Regions from separate parts of the Homo sapiens genome. Here region 2 is linked to region 1. Evidence: read pairs that join two places in POLR2A ChIA-PET (ENCODE). Cell type or tissue: OCI-LY7. All regions are shown on one strand.

Region 1 (5,000 bases):
ATGCAAATTGTGCAGCTACTCTGGAAAGCAGCTTGCTGGTTTCTTGTAAGTTAAACATACACTTACCATTTGACCCAGCAATCCTACTCCTGGGTATTTACAACAGAAATTAAGACATATGGTCACACAAAAATATGTACATGAATGTTTATACCAACTCTATTCATAATCAAACAGGAAACAACCATATGTCCTTTAATGGTGAATGAATAAACATATTATTTATAGAATGGATTACTACTCAGTAATAAAAAGGAATGAACTATTGATACATGCAACAACTTGTACAAATCTCATAGACCTTATGCTGAATCAAAGTCTCAAAGTGTTACATAATGTATCAGTCTGTCAGAGGTGTTCGAACCAGGGTGACTCCGTCTTGAGTGAGGGCTGGGAAACTGAGGCTGGGACTTGCTGGGCTGCATTCCTAGAAACTAATGTATTCCTAGCCTCTAGATGTTTACGGTTAAGGGAACAGATGGATAATGTTTACTAAACAGATCCAGACTTGGGAGTGTCCTGATATCCTGCTATCTTGAGAAGAGAAGCATTCCTAGTTTTGCTTTAATGGTAATATCGATTATTGTAAAATACAGTAATTAAGAAAATTAATCCTTTATCACAAACCCTTGTAGCAGAGCACATCTCCCAATGATTTTTTTTATCCTATATATATAGACAAGTATCGTACCTAGGGTGGACGTGTTCCTCCTCTTACTTTCGGGAATGCCCTACTCTGTCTATGGAGTAGCTGTACTTTAATCACTTTACTTTCTTAATAAACTTGCTTTTGCCTTGCACTGTGGATTCGCCCTGAATTCTTTCTTGAATGAGATCCAAGAACCCTCCCTTGGGGTCTGGATCGGGATGCCTTTCCTGTAACAATTTCATTTATGTGATATTCTCAAAAAGAAAAACTATCAGTGGTTGAAATATAGCAAAAACTGAAGACCTGAAAAAAGAAATGAATTCAGAGTAGAAGATTTTAACTCACCTTATCCAGTAATTGATAGAACAAGTAGTCAAACAAAATCAGTTAGGATATAAAAGTTCTGAATAACAAAATTAAGAAAATTGACCTACCAGATATATGTAGAATATTGTACCCAACAACTGCAGAATATATATTTGTTTCAAGTGCATATAAAACATTTACCAAAACTGGCCATATACTCAGCCCTAAAGACAATCTTAATATATGTCAAAGGCTAAAATTATGGAAAGCATATTCTCTGATTTACCACTACACACCCATTAGAATGGACAAAATTAAAGAGACTGACCATACCAAGTGTTAGTGACAATTTGGAAACAACTGCAACTCTCATACAATGCTGCTGAGAATATAACAAAAAGCCCCTTCGGAAAACAGTTTAGCAGTTTCCTAAAGAATTAAAAGCATACTTACCATGCCACCCAGTCATCCTATTCCTATTTACCAAAGGTAAATCGGAGCTTATGTCCATACACAGACTTGCATGCGATGTTCAAAGCAACTTATAATAGCTAAAAACCAGAAACAGTTTGTATTTGTTTTCTGTGCTGCATGACAAATTCCTACAAATTTAGTGGCTTAAAATAGGTATTTCATTTAAATTTATTTTTGAATAGATAATTGGGTAACAGTTCAAAATGTGGTGCACTGGCCGGGCGCCGTGGCTCACGCCTGTAATCCCAACATTTTGGGAGGCCGAGGTGGGCGGATCACCTGAGGTCAGGAGTTCGAGAGAGAGCAGCCTTGGCAACACAGTAAAACCCCATCTCTACTAAAAATACAAAAATTAGCTGGGCATGGTGGCAGGCTTCTGTTATCCTAGCTACTCGGGAGGCTGAGGCAGCAAAATCGTTTGAACCCGGGAGGCGGAGGTTGCAGTGAGCCAAGATCACACCGCTGTACTCCAGCCTGGACAACAGAGCAAGACTCCGTCTCAAAAAACAACAAACAAACAAACAAAAAATACATTGCCCTTTAGCTATATTGGGTAGCAGGAAGGAAACTGAGAAATGAAAAACGTCTATTAAGTCTTTCTTTATATATATGTATGCATCACTTAACTGGTTGTGATTGGTACATATCTAATCCTAGTCAAAAGCCCAGGCTTTTGAGAGTCAGACTACCTATTTGGTTACACGTAACTAATTTCTTATTCACTGTGTATCTCAACTTTCTTATTTATAAACTAAGATACTAACAGTTTCTACTTCATAAGGCTTTTGGGAAGATTACAGCAAATAATCAACGTAAAGTACTTTTAGCTTGGTGCCTGCCATATAGCAAACGGTTAGTAAATGTTAGCTATACAAAATATTCACCTTAAACTCATTTTTAGAAAATAAGAATAATTCAAAAGGAACTAAGCATCCAAATGAAGCAGCTAGAAAAAGGACAACAAAATAAACTGAGAAAAATGTGTGAAGAGGACAATTTAGGTCAAGAGTGCTGTAAATTCAACACTGAACTCTCCCCCTTCTCTACAAATGTGAATTATAGATTCAATTAACAAGAAAAAGACAGTTTCATGCATGCCCAGATACAAAATAAGCATTTATTTGGGTCAGAAACAGAAGGCGGCAACCTAGTAAGGTGGGGCTAAAGCGGCAGCCCTGCCGATGTCTAGGTCCAGGAAGCAGCTAGGGGCCACTGGGAGTTTTTACTCCTTTGATGTAACGAAAGCACTATGTATGTGGCATGGAACCATGGTACAGCTGGGGTCTCTGTGTGAAAACAGCTGTGATCACTGCCTGAGGTTACTGCTTCTGTAAACCTGTATAACTTCATGGTTGGGGGTGGCATAAGAGAAAACTGCACAGAAATCTGAGCAAAGCTACATACTGCTTCAGATGCTGAGCCAGCTGCCACTTTGAGACTGGAGTTTCTAGCCACTGAGGCATAATTTTGGAGTAGAGTCCTAGACAACTAGAGGGGAGAAACCACAGAACTACTAGACAGGGAAGAGGGAGCACAGAAAGAGGCAAAGGAAAAAAAATACCACTTAAAATGAATCTGCAGATGAAAACGCCAAACCACCCAATAAAAATTATTAAGGAGAGACAAGAAAAAAATTCACTGAAAATAACCAAAAATATTTTAAAGTTTTCTTAAATAGGTCTTTAATCTGGAAAGAGAGAGAAAAAAACACTCTGGAGAAAAACTAATTGAAGGCAGAACCCAGAGAGATGACTTCTTCCTTGAGACGTTTGCTGAGCTGGATGAACCTGAGCATGGGTTTTCACAGCCTTGTCAACAGAAGATGGAAAATACAGTTTATATCTACGAGTAGAACTTCACACAATGCTGAAATCACAAGGATCTACCCTTTAGTATAAGGGTGAATTAGAAATACTTACACATTTCCCCAACTGAGGCAGGAGAATAGGGTCTGGAGGCAGGGAACTGAAGGCCATTTCGTGCTGAATCAAGGAAAAACACCAAGATTTGGGGGCACGGAATCTGAGGTCAATTTATGCTAACTTTCTAAAAGAGAAAACACCTGGGTCTGGAGGCAGGGAATCTAAGGCCAATTCAGGCCAACTTCCTAAAGCTAAACCAAAAGGTAAAATTCCATCTCCCTACAACCACCTGAGTAGCAAAGGATCAAAGGCTGCTGTCCCTGCCACCCTCCCCTTCCACCATGTCTCAGATGGAAAGGGAGAGTGCCTTGGATTGGCCTTGGGGCCAAGCAGGGACCATCCCTTCATCTGCACAGGGCACCCATTCACCTCAGCCTTTAGCCACAAACCAAATCCTTCATCCAGATAAGGGGTAACAGTAGGAACCTCAACAGGAGTACTTAAAACCTGGAAAACTTTGTAACGGGGCCCATCGGCCGCTTGTTTGAGCCCACTCCCACACTGTGGAGTGCTTTCTCTAATAAATTCCTGCTTTTGATACTTAATTCCTGTGTTTCATTCTTTTGTTACTTTGTGGGTTTTGTCTAATTCTTTGTTCAAAACGCCAAAAACCTGGACAACTTACACTCAAGGCCCTCCTTCTGCTGACACAACCATTAGGACTAAGAAAAATTATCTGTCTCCAATTTCAGCACGCTGGAGATAGGAAGGATTTCTCCTGATAATCTGTATTCACAATGTGGTCTTCAAGCAGGTTTGCAGCCTAATTTTATATCAGTTTTGTAGTCTCCAAAACCTCCAATAATAACTGTAAAGTAGTAGTGGACTAATAGTGCCTCCAGATCTTCAGATGATTGACACAATCTAATCCTCTTTGGAGGAAACTTTCTTTATTCCAGGCCTCTAAGAATTACCATGTGAGGACAATTAAGACATTAGGACACAATACAAATCACCAAACATTAAGGAAATAAGACCCCACAGGTTAGAACAAACAGAAACCACAGCAGAATCAGACGTGAGAAAAGTTTAGACACTGGAATATTCAGACATAAAATAATTTTGCTTAATATGCTTTAATAAATAAAAGACAAGCTTGAAAATGAGTAAATTACAAGTAGAGTTTAAGAAAAAAAAGAGAATGTCTGCAGTGTAAAATGTAATAACTGAAAATTTTAAAATTTTATGGATACAGTTAACAGCAGATTCAATATAAAGAGAGCATATTAAAACAATTAAGTTATGCAGAATATATCCCAGAGTGAATAAGAAAAAAAACGTTAAGAGTCATAGGGGATACAGTCAAAAAGTCTAACATGAACTTAATCAGTTTTAAAAAGAATGGAGCAGAAGCAATATTTGAATAGATAGTGGGAATGTTCCAAAAAGTCACTATTTCACAGATCCAAAAGCTTTAATAAGTCAAACAGAATAATAAACAGAAATCTATACCTAAACACGTCATTATGCATCTACAGAATACAGAAGACCAAAAGATCTTAAATGTAGCCTGAGAGAAAGAAGCACAATTAGATGGACAGCTATCTTCTTAGTAATCGATATAGAAGTGAGAAGAAAATAAATGGTATTTCAATATGCTGAAAGAAAATTACTGTTCAATGCACAGTTCTATATTCAGAAAATTTCTT
Region 2 (5,000 bases), 670 kb after region 1:
TGAGACCTAATTCATAACTTAAAACCATAGTGATAAAAATTCTTTCCCCCTGTTTTAGAGAGGAACCTTAACCCCAAAGCAGCCTGCCTTAAGAGAAGGGAAGAAGAAAAAGTTTCTGCCGTATCGGCAGAGCCGCCAACCACACTGCCAGGAACCCATCCTGGGCTTAGTGAAACTACCAACCCTATGGGTCATATGTAAACATCAGCCAGGTAAGTACGGGTTTGAAAAGAAACAGCAAGGAAATAACCTTAAGATTCATCTTAAACTGGGTTAGAATCTTTGAACAGAATTCTCTAGTGAGCAGTGGCCATTGTAAAGGTCACATGTAATTTGAAATATAACAGTTTGTCTTTCTGTTACATTATCAGACTTAGAGAGCCAGTGTCATTTTATAGCAAATTGCCATTTTCTTCAAAGTGTGGCAGTATCTTGTGACTTTGGTTCTTCTGTTCGGAGTCATCATGTGTACTCTCTTACATGAGTATCTTCCTGATCCAAGAAGAAATAGTACAATGACTCAACCGTCAGAAAACGCTCTTGTTACCACTCATGTTCTTCATTTCTTTATTCAGAAATGCTGACTATATCATCAACCAGTTTTCTGCCAATTATCTAGCTTTTTGTCATGAAGCCTTTATACATGAAAAAGTTATCACTTGTATTTGGATCAATAATGCAAGTTTATGATATGATGCTTCTTCCCCACTTGCAAGCACATCAGTTAACACCCTCTAGAATCTATTAATGAATGGGAAGTTATTATATATGTTAGAGCCAGAATGCCCTTCTCTCTGGTGGAATTTTACTTGTTCAAAGACTGTTCTTTATATCTTCCTTTTCATGGACTAAACATAATTCAGTTCCTTGTGATTTTTTTTTTTTTTCCTCAAGACAGAGTCTCGCTCTGTTGCCCAGGCTGGAGTGCAGTGGCACGATCTCAGCTAACTGCAGTCTCTGCTTCCCAGGTTCCAGCAATTCTCCTGCCTCAGCCTCCCGAGTAGACTAGCTGGGATTACAGGTGTGCACCACCATGCCCGGCTAATTTTTGTATTTTTAGTAGAGATGGGATTTCACGATGTTGGCCAGGCTGGTCTCGAACTCCTAACCTCAGGTGATCCACCCGCCTCAGCCTCCCAAAGTGCTAGGATTACAGGCATGAGCCACCTCGCCCAGCTGGTAACTTCATTTTTATAATCTGCTTTCAGCAGTATGTAGTTTTTTTCCCAATTTTATCAACAGATTAAAGGTAGTAAGTAAAGGCAGATGAGTGCGGGGTGTGGAACAGAAAAAAATATCAAGTGCAGTTTCATTTGGTCAGTTTCGTGGCTGTCTCATTTTGAACTGAAAGTCTGGAATTTGATAGATTGTTTGATAGATAAACTACAAATATTAGTAACTCACCTTTTCCTGAGGGTTTTAGTTCCTACCGCCACTACATATATAGGGTCAAATGAGACTACATATAGGGTCAAATGAGACTACATATAGGGTCAAACCAGACCACAAAGAAGATTTCATTTAGGGTAAAAGAAAAGAAGAGTTAAGGCAGTTATTTCGTAAGTCAGTTATAACTGTAACATTAGCACACTGGAGAAAACCTCAAACTACCTCCCCCACAAAAAGTATCCAGCAATCTAACAGATTGTACATGTCAGGGACTTTAGGCAAGAGCTAGTTTACAGATCCTCTAAAACCTAGATCATTGTTTCATACTCTGTAGAAAATATAGACTACTATGAAACAGTAAGTATTTTTGCTTCAAAAATAAACTTTGAAGTTTTTTTGTTTGTTCTGGGATTTTTTTGTTGTTGTTGTTGTTTGTTTGTTTGTTTTGAGATGGAGTTTGACTCTGTCGCCTGAGCTGGAGTGCAATGGTGTGATCATCTCGGCTCACTCCAACTCCCGCCTCCTGGGTTTGAGCAATTCTTCCACCTCAGCCTCCTGAGTAGCTGGGATTACAGACATACACCACCACGCCCAGCTAATTTTTTTGTATTTTTAGTAGAGACAGCGTTTCGCCAGGCTGCCCAGCCTGGTCTCAAACTCCTGACCTCAAGCGATCCGACCACCTCGGCTTCCCCAAGTGCTGGCGTTACAGGCGTGAGCCGCTGAGCCCGGCCAAAAAATTAACTTTGAAGTTTTAAAATAAAACCATGCCACTATTTCTCAGTGCAAAAGAGACTTTCTAAACTGATAGATTATTTCAAAGAAGAGTGATGGGAGAGGTAACTTATGCTCAGGTCCCAGATAACCACCAAGCTGTGAAAAAGAGCACTAGGCATTCTGCCCTAACACTTCTCTTGGAGCCTGTGTCTTATTTTTCTTGTCTCGCTCTAGTTAGTTCTACCCATTTCCTCTTGTTTTCTTCTCAGTCTCTCTTACTCGTTCAACTTTGTCTTCTTATTCTCATCTCGTTTCCTTCTGTTTACTTCCTGTGCTTTTACTACTTCTCTATTTCATACTGCTCTCATAGCTCTACCTTTATCTCTTTATAATGTGGAAATTTTCCCACTTAGGTTAAAATTAAACTTTGGGCATTCCCACCTATCAAAAAAGGATCAAGAATTCTTTTAAGTTTAAAAAGGCATCAAGATATGAGACATGTAGTGAATGCACTTTGTTCCATAGATTGTATAGGCTAGTGTTTGTCATCTTAGAATATGTGTTAAGGTTGCTAATTTCATAAAGATAGTTATCTGGTTTCATAAATTGGATAGCAGATTAAAAGTAGCAAGAGACAGGGCAGCAGGAACAATGCTACTAGAATCAAAATGGCTAAGACATGACCACAGAATGACTGGTTATAAACGTACAAAAATTTGCCATCCTGTAATGTAGGCCAAGTAGCTTTGAATATCTTAGTTTTCCGTCCCTAAGAGCATTGCTGTGTACCTAAACAATACTGTGGTTATTGTTTAATAAGGAAGTAAAAGTTATGATTCTATCTAAAACTATTTTATTAAAAATTTAAAGTAGAAAATTTCAGAGTTACTGCTATATATATTATATTGGGAACATAAGTATGTATAGAATTTGTACTAATAGAGTAAAATATTCTTAATAAATAGCAAACATTTGTTGAGGACCTACTGTGGACCAGGAACTGGGACCAATATGAAAATGAATGCAAGGTAGCCTCTGACCTCAGGTGCTCTCAGTTTAGATGAAATAAATGTAAACTATTAACACTGTGGTTGAGTGGAGGCAGCAGCAAATTGAGGGCTTTACCATTGTCTCACTACTGAGGAATGAATGAGTAGCACCTCAGAGCTCAGTTATTGCCAACTTGAGTGTTATTAAAATGAAGGTTTGCATCATTGCGGCAGCTGTTTTATACGCCTATAGTTTGTGATTCTGTAATCGCATGATCTCCTTTAAAAATCTTACCATATAGCCGGGTGTGGTGGTGCACACCTGTAGTCCCAGCTACTCAAAGACTGAGGTGGGAGGATTGCTTGAGCCCAGGAGTTGAAGGCTGCGTTGAGCCATGATCATGCCACTGCGCTCCAGCGAGGGTGATAGAGCAAGACACTGTCTGAAAAGAAACAAACAAAAAACCTTACCATACACATCAAGTAAAACCATTTCAGTATACCTTAAAAGGAAAAAGTTCATTAAGTCACTTAGCAGACTACAAATTTAGTGCAGACCTGGATATAGATGAGGAATACCAGCATTTTTTTGTTGGTGGGAGGGGGAAGGTGTTTTATTTTTAACAATTATGTACTAACTGGTATTGTCCTCTCCCTTGGCTGTCCCTGCCACAGTTCCAGAGTTATCAGTAGGCTAGATAGAAGGTGACCTCTCCTCATAAGGACTTGGACAACTCAGATTATCTGAAGACACAAACCTGACAGGAGGGAGAAGAAAAAACAAAACACTTGAACCAAGAAACTCAAATGTAATCCTACGATCAAAGCAACTGGTCAACACTTCCATCAGAAGTGAAGATAGGAAGCTCATCAGATAGAACATCAGCCCATGAGATGTTTGCAACAAATCTTTTGTTGCAAGCAGTGTGTCGCTTCTGCACAATCAGAGACTGTCTCGATCTCTCCACTCACCGTGGAAGTTGCCTTGTGCCTAAACTGAATTGACAAATGCATTGTAACTACAAATTTTATTTATTGTTATGAAACTGTAAGGTCTACATATAAAGGGAAAAAGTTAATGTGGAAAGCTGATCTACACTCAGCTGATGCCAGCATACATTAAAGCGGTTCACGTGCAGAGAACAAAGCAGTGACAACCATTGGCCCTTAGCATTCCCGGCATACCTATTAGTGTCTTAAAAAGGAAGGGAAAAGTCTTTTGTTGCCCTCTCCTATCCTCTTGCCATATGAATAGCGTTTTCCATGAAATAGGAAAATATTACTTGGTATAGCATTTCTCTTGCTCTCATTTTTTGATTTATTTTTATTTTCTCTTTGTGGGTGTTATATTTGATCTCTAAATCTGAACAGTTTATGGTCACAGTCCAGCCTCCTCCGTGCAGCCCTGTGTGCTTTGCACATTTACCTTACAGTGGTAAGCAGAGACCATCTGTGACCATAGCCTAGCTAGCATTTTAAAAGGGGAAATTTTGTTCTCTAGGTTTTCCCCCAAATAAACATTGCTTTATTTCTAATAATAACCAAGACTTTTCAAGCTTCTAGATCTCATAGGAAAGCTTGTAATAGCAAAATTGTAAATTACAAGGGAAGAATCTACTTTTTAGAAATCGCTTTGTTTTCCAAGCAGTAAGTACTACATACAGTACTTGTAAAGTGTTAGCTGTAAGTAAGCACAAAATACATTTAAAATACAAAGACGATTTTTTCAGGCTGTGATTATGGTGAACATAACAAAACCCAGTAGTCACCAAGGCAGGTAGTGTGATAAATGAACACACCACTCTGAGGCTAATTACCTAATGGAATACAAGAGCAATGGTCACCCGTATTTCCTTATCCTAGCCTTTATTTCTCTGTCATTTGGATGGCTGGTCAATGGGGAAG

Evidence for each region. Peaks named below come from ENCODE experiments on the same cell type or tissue, not always from the same donor. Only the 100,000 strongest peaks of a DNase experiment are listed, where the experiment ranks them.
Region 2: POLR2A ChIA-PET joins it to region 1 with 6 read pairs; 2 of 35 experiments call an interaction of 5 or more read pairs at or near these places.

The regions. Positions count from the first base shown.
Region 1 is chr15:56,611,320-56,616,319 of GRCh38, forward strand. No RefSeq gene overlaps it. Among named protein-coding and RNA genes, the nearest start is that of ZNF280D, 120 kb to the right of the region's middle. In OCI-LY7, no CTCF peak of the experiment used is centred here; a DNase peak (open chromatin) is centred at 2,692; H3K27ac peaks cover 1,596 bases.
Region 2 is chr15:57,282,387-57,287,386 of GRCh38, forward strand. TCF12 (transcription factor 12) reads left to right here. Exons shown (of 21, transcript NM_207037.2): 20 at 59-212; 21 at 3,771-5,000. The coding sequence ends at 201. Among named protein-coding and RNA genes, the nearest start is that of SNORD13D, 6.2 kb to the left of the region's middle. RefSeq lists an enhancer at 2,393-2,452. In OCI-LY7, no CTCF peak of the experiment used is centred here; a DNase peak (open chromatin) is centred at 2,355; H3K4me3 peaks cover 847 bases; H3K27ac peaks cover 1,565 bases.